Regions from separate parts of the Homo sapiens genome. Here all the other regions are linked to region 1. Evidence: chromatin contacts called from ENCODE Hi-C or POLR2A ChIA-PET data. All regions are on one chromosome and are shown on one strand. Each heading gives the region's core, a stretch centred on a gene start or an enhancer-like site at or near the end of the contact. The rest is flanking DNA. Distances are from core to core; before and after follow the strand shown. Region 1 overlaps MYOM1 (myomesin 1). Region 2 overlaps MYOM1 (myomesin 1). Region 3 overlaps MYOM1 (myomesin 1).

Region 1 (2,834 bases), core at 119-2,618:
TATATGTGTGTATGTGATGTACCTCCCAATCTTGGATAAAGTAGAAAAGGGACCCAGGTGGTTAGAAACAATACAAATAATATTTGTGGGCTGAGCACGGGGGCTTACACCTGTAATCCCAGCACTTTGGGAGGGAGAGGCAGGCAGATTGCTTGAGTCCAGGAGTTTGAGACCAACTTGGGCAACATAGTGAAATCCCATTTCTAAAAATAACAATAAAAAAAATTAGCCAGGCATGGTGGTGCATGTCTGTAGTCCCAGCTATTCAGAAGGCTGAGGCACGTGGATCACTTGAGTCCAAGAGTTCAAGGCTGCAGTGAACTATGATCTCACCACTGCACTCCACCCTGGACAACAAAGCAAGATCCTGTGTCTGAAATAAATAAATAAATAAAATAAAATTTATTATATAGTAACGCATGTTTTTTAAAAAGCTGATTTAATATTGATTGTCTTCAGTTAGCATCTCATATAGCTTTTTCATATTCCTTATAACATAGGGATCGGGCACAGTGGCTCACGCCTGTAATCCCAGCACTTTGGGAGGCTAAGGCGGGTGGATCACTTGAGGTCAGGAGTTTGAGATCAACCTGGCCTACATGGCTAAACCCTGTCTCTACTGAAAATACAAAAATTAGCCGGGTATGGTGGTGCATGCCTATAATCCCAGCTACTTAGGAGGCTGAGGCACGAGAATTGTTTGAACCCAGAAGGTGGAGGTTGCAGTGAGCCGAGATTGCGCCAGTGCACTCCAGCCTGGGGGACAGAGTGAGACTCCAAAAAAAAAAAAAAGAAGAAAGAAAACGAAGGAAGGAAGATTCCTTATAATGTGAACCATTCTAAACATGTCTCTTTGAGGTTGAGAGGTACAGACCATTACTATTGTAGTACTGCACATAATTCGAGGTGTTATAAAATTAGGATCTTTAATATGATGTCTCTTGTGCACTTTATAGTCCTTTTTTCATTCTGTTGAATAATAGGGCTTACATCTCTCAATATTTGTGTCTAAGATTTGCTTTTCCTTATATATACTAAAAGCCCTTTGGGTTCTGCAAATCGAAATGGTTCCTATTCTATCTTTGGCTTCTTTGTTCTCATTTCTTCTTTTTCCAGAATACGGGGAAGGTGAAATGTTCCTTGGCGTATATTGTGTGAAATGTAGTCTTTCCATATTTCTTGCAAATGTGAGCGATTTTCTTTAAGCCAAGACTGTTTTTGTTCTGCTTGTGGTCCTAATGTTTTTCTCTTTGTTCTATCCTATAAGAGCAGCTGATACTCTGTCCGGGCTCAATGCGTTTCTGTTGTTGTCTGGCAACTGTAGGGGGAGGAGTGTCTCCAGATGTGTGTCCCGCACTGAGCGATGAGCCTGGTGGACTAACCGCCTCCAGGGGGCGCGTGCATGAAGCCTCCCCGCCAACCTTCCAGAAAGATGCTTTGCTTGGCAGCAAACCTAACAAACCTTCACTACCCAGTAGCTCTCAAAACCTGGGCCAAACAGAAGTGAGTAAAGTAAGTGAAACAGTTCAGGAAGAGCTTACCCCGCCACCACAGAAAGCGGCTCCTCAGGGGAAAAGTAAGTCTGACCCCCTGAAAAAGAAGACAGACAGAGGTGAGAGTTGAGAAAGGGAAGCTGTTCCATCCGTCTCCATCACTGTCCTCACCTCTCATCGTCTACATCACATCCTTCATCCATGTTTGCTTTCATCAATGTCCATTCTTATTGTATGTGTTTTCAGCTAGCCATCTGAAATGTGTACTTTCATCTGATGACTTGGAAAAGTAATTGTCTATGGGTTTGGCTTGTACACATCATTTTGGGTGCTTAATGATGCTAGAATGTTTCAAGTAATTTGGTTATAGAGCCTTTCTTGGTTTGTCAGGCAGATACACCTCTGGCCTGATTTTGCTAAGAGAATTCGATGTGAGAGCAGGACTTGGTACTGCTAGCCTGTGTGAGGTCCTTTGAAATAGTCATGTTTGGAACATGTAGAGGAGAAAGATCTCACAAAGAAGGTGACATCGTACCAGGGTCATAGTTGTTACCTTCTTGCTCATCCTCAGATTATTAAGCGATTATTCACATTTAATTTAAATAGTTTGCAAGAAAAATCAACACTGGAAAATTAAATACTTTAAGTGAAAAAAGTATATAAAAAGATTAAAAATTTCTAAAATAATAATAATCTAAATAGCTACTTACCTACTACTTTTTGAAATGAAAAAAGAAAAGAAAAAAACAGCTATAAATATATCTTTGAGTTACCATGAAAAGTTTAAAAGTTAAAATTATAATCACATATAGCTATATTGTATGATATATGATCCTCATTCCCAGAAGTGATTTATTTAAGATGATTTATCAGTAGGCTAAGAATGATCTGATTAGGATATTTGGTACCTGTGGCTAATATATCCTAGGAGACATTGTTTTTCCTATCAAACAACAATGAACTGAAGCACATGTGCTGATAAATTTTTAAATGCCTCTCATCCAGTTCTTTTTTCTAACCCCACCCCAACTTCTATAACCTCCTCTGTTTTATGACACCTTTCTTTGTCCCTCAACTCGAGAGGAGATATTCATTTGAGAGCACATATTCAACAATGCTCTGAAATAGAGGGAGAGAGAGAAAGCTTTTTTAAAATGTGAGGAATAAAGGAGGTTGGTAAGTGGAGAAGAGATAAATGTATTTTATTTTAAAAGCCTTCATTCTTCTGATACTCTTTTTGGGTAAGAATGAGATAGTTTCTTTATCTCCTATAATCCAAATAAACATTCAGAAAATTCTCTTCGATGTTATTGCATATCTAGATGTATTTCTTTCCACCAC
Region 2 (2,834 bases), core at 120-2,619, 48 kb after region 1:
TCTGTTACTGTGAGGTTAGCTCTTTCCCTCAACATGTACATGCTGAGGCCAGTCATAGTTACAGTACATCTTTCTTTGTGATTTAAGAAGTACCATAATTCATAGACATCTCTATAATGCAGCCTCCACCTCCAGACAGTCATGCTTGGGCTCTCTCTGCTGTGCCAGGCATCTGGAGCCACATTCTTACCTTTCTTTCTATACACACGGTTAACACATCTGTGGTCTGGAACAGAAATGAAGCAGTGTGCACCAGGAGGCACCAAATTTCCCATGATATGAATGAATGGGCATTCACCAAAGAAGCCTAATCCAACGAGTGCCCAAGATTATTGTTGTTGTTATAGCATCTGGCAGAGTGAGACATTAGCATGTTTCTGGTCCACTCTCAGAAGGCTTTGGAGATCTCAAGTTGACTTTGGGGAAGGTGAGTTTGAACCTCTGTGCAGTTATACAGGGACTCTATTCAAGTTCACTTCTGGGATTCCAAGAGCTGAAATCAGTTTCCAAATCAAACCAGGCCTCCCATTTACACTCTTGACAGTGTCCTTAACCTCTGTGTTTCCTTGAAATATCCTGAGCTGAAAGAGAACGGAGGCCTGGCAAAGATAATCCAATGGAATGTAGCCACATTCAGTCCAACTTCAGGATGCAAATGTTCCAAACTGCAAATGTTCCTAGGAGCCCCACTGAGAAGAAGGTCACATGGCATCCCCAGGAGGGTGCAGATAATAAGTTTCCTTACACTGTACCCTCAGTGGCATTGACAATATGGGGGGCACTGCTCAAAGCCCTTTACATATGTGAATTCATTTCACATTCACCATTCTACATGGTAGGTGCTCCTCACTTGAGGGATGAGGGAGCTAGGGCTCGGGGAGGTGACCGGCCTAAGGTCACACAGCTAAGAGGTAGGTCAAGGCTGAGCCTAGGCAGCCTGGCTCCAGAGCCCGGTTCATCATGGTACTACCTGCCACTGGATTCCAGCCGTGTGAAGTCTAGATTAGAGATCCCCAAACCCCAGGCCATGGACCGGTACCAGTCCGTGGCCTACTAGGAGCTGGGCCGTGTAACAGGAGGTGAGTGGTGGGCGAGGGAGCGAGCATGACCACCTGAGCTCCGCCTCCTGTCAGATCAGCTGCGGCATTAGATTCTCATAGGAGCGCGAACCCTATTGTGAACTGCGCATGCGAGGGATCTAGGTTGTGCGCTCCTTATAAGAATCTGATGATAAATGTTATGTGCTTGAGTCATCCCCAAACCCACCCCCGACCTGGTCTGTGGAAAAATCGTCTTCCATGAAACCGGTCCCTGGTGCCAAAAAGGTTGGGGACCACTGGGCTAGATTGAACAGTTAGCCAGAGCCAGGCCCCACAAAGCAGCCATTTGTGTTTTCTTTAAGATGACTTTACTGTTATATAAAACAGTGTTTTCGTTAGTATTATGATTTATTATTTCCTGAGTCATAAAAATGAGAATTAGTAAAATTCCAATGTAGAATGCTTGGGGCTTATTCCTTTGTTCTGTTTCTTTCAGAATACATTTTAGGAAAGTAATTATTAGCTAAAATAGATCAAATTCCAGGAAATTCCTCTGTGGCATCTAGGACATTCTAATATATCAGTCTGAAGAATGAGAGAAGTAAAATTCATTGAATCATCAATCAAAAAGCTTTATATCTTCTCTAAAAGAATTAACTTGTTCAAAAATGAGAACACTGAAAGTATGTTTTGAGGAAATTGCTATTAGGCCAGCAAAGCATAAGTATCTTAATTATTTGGTCTAGTCAATCAATTATGTCTCTTGTGTTTCCGTGTACCTATGACATTCAGGGATAAGGATGGTCTTTGCTGTCTGTATGTGGCATAGAGGGGAAAAAAACCCTTGAAACGGATTTTAGTCTTCACTTTGTTCCTATCTTGCCTTATGATCTTAGACAGGTCATTTAATTTTCTGAATCTCAGTTTTCTCTTATATAAAATAGGACCAATAGTACCTATTCCATCGGAAGCACATTACAGATGTAAGGTACCCTTATTCATGTTACCCAGAGATTAAAGATTTAAAACAGATTTATTATAGCAAAGCAGAGGACAATCTTTCTGTTTAACTCTCTCTCTTTTTTTTTTTTTTTGAGACGGAGTCTCACTCTGTCACCCAGGCTGGAGTGCAGTGGCGTGATCCCGGCTCACTGCAACCTCTGCCTCCAGGGTCAAGCAATTCTCCTGCCTCAGCTTCCCAAATAGCTGGGATTACAAGCGTGTGCCACCATGCCTGGCTAATTTTTGTATTTTTAGTAAAGACGAGGTTTCACCATGCTGGCCAGGCTGGTTTCAAACTCCTGACTTCGTGATCCACCTGCCTCGGCCTCCCAAAGTACTGGGATTACAGGCGTGAGCCACCACGCCCGGCCCTGTTTAACTCTCTAAGACACATCTATTGCTCATGCCAAAATCTGTCTTTACATTTTATGGCATCTTTATTTTTAATATCTTTTTAGATAAATAATGTTATTTAAAAAATGTAATATTATTAAAAATGCTAAATATTAGAAAGCTAAAAGCTTTTAGGTAGGAAATTTTTTTTTTTTTGAGATGGAGCCTCACTTTGTCACCCAGGCTGGAGTGCAATGGCGTGATCTCGGTTCATTGCAACCTCCGCCTCCCGGGTTCAAGCGATTCTCCTGCCTCAGCCTCCTGAGTAGCTGGGACTACAGGCACATGCCACCATGCCCAGCTAGTATTTGTGTTTTTAGTAGAGACAGGGTTTCACCATGTTGGCCAGGCTGGTCTGGAACTCCTGACCTCAGGTGATCCGCCTGCCTCCGCTTCCCA
Region 3 (2,834 bases), core at 190-2,689, 49 kb before region 1:
CCCACCCTCTCCATTTCACATCTGAGGGAACTGAGACTGTCAACTTACTTTCTTCGTGTGCATTTATTTAAAATCATCCAACTTTGGGAGGCTGAGGCAGGGGGATCGCTTGAGCCCAGGAATTTGAGACCAACTTGAGCAACATAGTGAGACCTCATCGCTATTTATTTAAAATAAAATCATCCATATCATGACATATATGCTTGTCAGAACTCTGTTCTCTCAGACAAAAAATTATGAAGCTACAATTAATCTATTGCATTACGTGCTAATTCTGTTCAACCAAATTTAACCAATTCTGAGCGCCTGCTGTTTGCCCATGACTCATTCTTCCTCAGGAGTAGGAATAGAAGTAAATGTGGATCAGGCCAGGCACAGTGGCTCATGGCTGTAATCCTAGCATTTTGGGAGGCCGAGGTGGGAGGATTGCTTGAGCCCAGGAGTTTAAGACCAGCATAGGCAACATAGCAAGAGCCTGTCTCTACAAAAAATAGAAAAAATTAGCTGAGTGTGGTGGTGCACACTTGTAGTCCCAGCTACTTGGTAGTCTGAGGTGGGAAGATTGCTCGAGCCTGGGAGGTGGAGGTTGCAGGGAGCTATAATCACACCATTGCACTCCAGCATGGGAGACAGAGCGAGACACTGTCTCAAAAAAAAAAAGTAAATGTGGATCAGACACAATCCCAACCTCAAAGGTTTGGCAACATAATAGAAGAGACACATATCCAACCATAATTTTGATAAATGTTATATTTAGTAACTTGAAGCAAGGAACCCTGATGCAGAGAGGCAGGAACGATTCATACTGTGTCATATTTTAGGGAAGAGTTTATTGAAGAAGTTGCATTTGATCTGAATCTTGAAGGATGAGTTCGGGTTCTGTTATATGGAGGAGAGTGTTTGTTTGTTTTAAGTGTAGAAAATGAATAACGTGCTTTAGGGACGGAGGGGTGTATGTGTATGTGAGAGAGAGAGCTGGGGAAAGGAAGGAGCTGACTGAAGCCAGTATTCTTCCTTCCTCTCCCTTTCCATCATGTTCCCTACTCCCAAACCTCCTTATGATCGTGTCCACAAGTCTGAAGAAATGAAATGCAGACAGAACAATTGGAAAATGGAAGCATCATGTGGGTCAGCAGCCAGGCTGCCGGTTCAAATCCCTCCTCTGCTGTTCCTGGCTGTGTGACTGGGCAAGTTCCTGAAACCCCCATGCCTTGGTTTCTTCATCTGGAAAATGAGGTTAAAAACAGCACTATCTCATACGGTGGTTGTGAGAACTGAACTTACCAATGTATGCATAAAGCGCTTAGAGCATTGCCTGGCTCATAGTCAATTCTCTGTGTCAGCTATGTTAATCAGGGTTATTGACGTCATCTGTGCGTGCGAAGTGGGCTGTCTGAAAGGGAAACAAGTGAAACCCAGTTCCTCTTTTGGGCAGAAAATGGTTTAAGTAGAAAAGCCTGGTCCAGCACCATAGCCACTGGCTACTGAGAACATGAGGAAGTGGTGAAGAATCCAGGCGCCACGTACAGACCCAGAAGACAGGGTCCCAGGGAGAGGCCCGCCTGCGTAGTCCACTCTCCGAGGGCTGTGAGGCTTAACCAGATATGGAACAGTCAGAAAAAGGGAGGCTTTCAGCTCTTACTTGTCAGAAGTTTCCTTTCATGATTTATATTATAAATTCTTCCAAGGCAAGAGCCATGTTTGTTTATGACATTGAATAAAACACTTAAATATAATGATCGTTCAATACAATGATATTGCAGGCCGAGCATAGTGGCTCACACCTGTAATCCCAGCACTTTGGGAGGTCAAGGCAGGTGGATGACCTGAGGTCAGGGGTTCGAGATCAGCCTGACCAACATGGTGAAACCCCATCTGTACTAAAAATACAAAAAACTAGCCAGGCGTAGTGGCCGGTGCCTGTAATCCCAGCTACTGGGGAGGCTGAGGCAGGAGAATCACTTGAACCCGGGAGGTGGAGTTTGCAGTGAGCCAAGATGATGCCATTGCACTCCAGCCTGGGCAACAAGAGTGAAACTCTGTCTCAAATAATAATAATAATAATAATAATAATAATAATAATAATAATGATATTGCTTCTAACAACATGCAAGAATGTTAGCAGGAAGAATGTTTTGCTCTCATCCTACACAGATAGCCAGCAATAAAACCCCCAACAGAAAGCCTTCCTCTCTGTTACATCAATAGTGGTCAACTTTTTAAAAAGCTTATTTATGTATTTATTTGTTTTATTTATTTTTAAAAAGCTTATTTGTTTGTTTGTTTTATTTATTTTAAGACACGGTCTCACTCTGTTGCCCAGGCTGGAGTGCAGTGGTGCGATCATAGCTCACTGCAGCCTCAGCCTCTCAGGCTCAAGCTATTCTCCCACTGCAGCCTCCAAAGTAGTTGGGACTACAGGTTTACACTCAGCTAATTTTTTGTAGTTTTTGTAGATTCAGGGTCTTGCTTATTGCCCAGGCTGGTCACAAACTCCTGGCCTCAAGTGATTCTTCCACTTCAGCCTCCCAAAGTGCTGGGATTACAGGAATTACATGCATAAGCCACCATGCCTGGCCTAAAACCTTTTAAATTATAATATAACATGCACACAAAAAGTGTGCATATTATATACTGCAAATTTTTTTTTTTCGAGATGGAGTCTCACTCCGTCGCCCAGGCTGGAGTGCAGTGGCACAATCTCAGCTCACTGCAACCTCCGCCTCCTGGGTTCAAACAATTCTTGTGCCTGAGCCTCCTGAGTAGCTGGGATTACAGGTGTGTGCTACCATGCCTGGCTAATTTTTAGTATTACTAGTAGAGATGGTATTTCA

What was found. Hi-C counts contacts between places; a loop is a spot of excess contacts on that map. ChIA-PET counts read pairs that join two places held with the same protein, here RNA polymerase II (POLR2A). Pooled maps may share reads with other maps.
Region 2: a loop to region 1 is called in a map of endothelial cell of umbilical vein, with 4 times the contacts of the local background. The contact joins two enhancer-like sites. A Hi-C loop is called at or near these places in 9 of 168 maps with a recorded cell type or tissue (CD4-positive, alpha-beta T cell, Caco-2, IMR-90 and 5 more) and 10 of 50 pooled maps. POLR2A ChIA-PET finds 5 or more read pairs at or near these places in 10 of 52 experiments (BJ, GM10248, HCT116 and 5 more).
Region 3: a loop to region 1 is called in a map with no recorded cell type, with 5 times the contacts of the local background. The contact joins two enhancer-like sites. A Hi-C loop is called at or near these places in 1 of 168 maps with a recorded cell type or tissue (Right ventricle myocardium superior), 1 of 37 single-sample maps with no recorded cell type and 3 of 50 pooled maps. POLR2A ChIA-PET finds 5 or more read pairs at or near these places in 2 of 52 experiments (PC-3 and activated naive CD4-positive, alpha-beta T cell).

What each region holds. Positions count from the first base shown.
Region 1 is chr18:3,128,010-3,130,843 of GRCh38, reverse strand. MYOM1 (myomesin 1) reads left to right here. Exons shown (of 38, transcript NM_003803.4): 18 at 1,325-1,612. Among named protein-coding and RNA genes, the nearest start is that of MYOM1, 91 kb to the left of the region's middle. Within about 2 kb of position 1,368, at least 2 of the 41 ENCODE cell types and tissues checked have a DNase peak (open chromatin) inside an H3K27ac peak, as active enhancers do.
Region 2 is chr18:3,080,431-3,083,264 of GRCh38, reverse strand. The region is part of intron 33 of MYOM1 (myomesin 1); the gene reads left to right. Among named protein-coding and RNA genes, the nearest start is that of LPIN2, 69 kb to the right of the region's middle. Within about 2 kb of position 1,369, at least 2 of the 41 ENCODE cell types and tissues checked have a DNase peak (open chromatin) inside an H3K27ac peak, as active enhancers do.
Region 3 is chr18:3,176,701-3,179,534 of GRCh38, reverse strand. All of the region lies in intron 5 of MYOM1 (myomesin 1), which reads left to right. Among named protein-coding and RNA genes, the nearest start is that of MYOM1, 42 kb to the left of the region's middle. RefSeq lists enhancers at 1,206-1,595, 1,616-1,735. Within about 2 kb of position 1,439, at least 14 of the 41 ENCODE cell types and tissues checked have a DNase peak (open chromatin) inside an H3K27ac peak, as active enhancers do.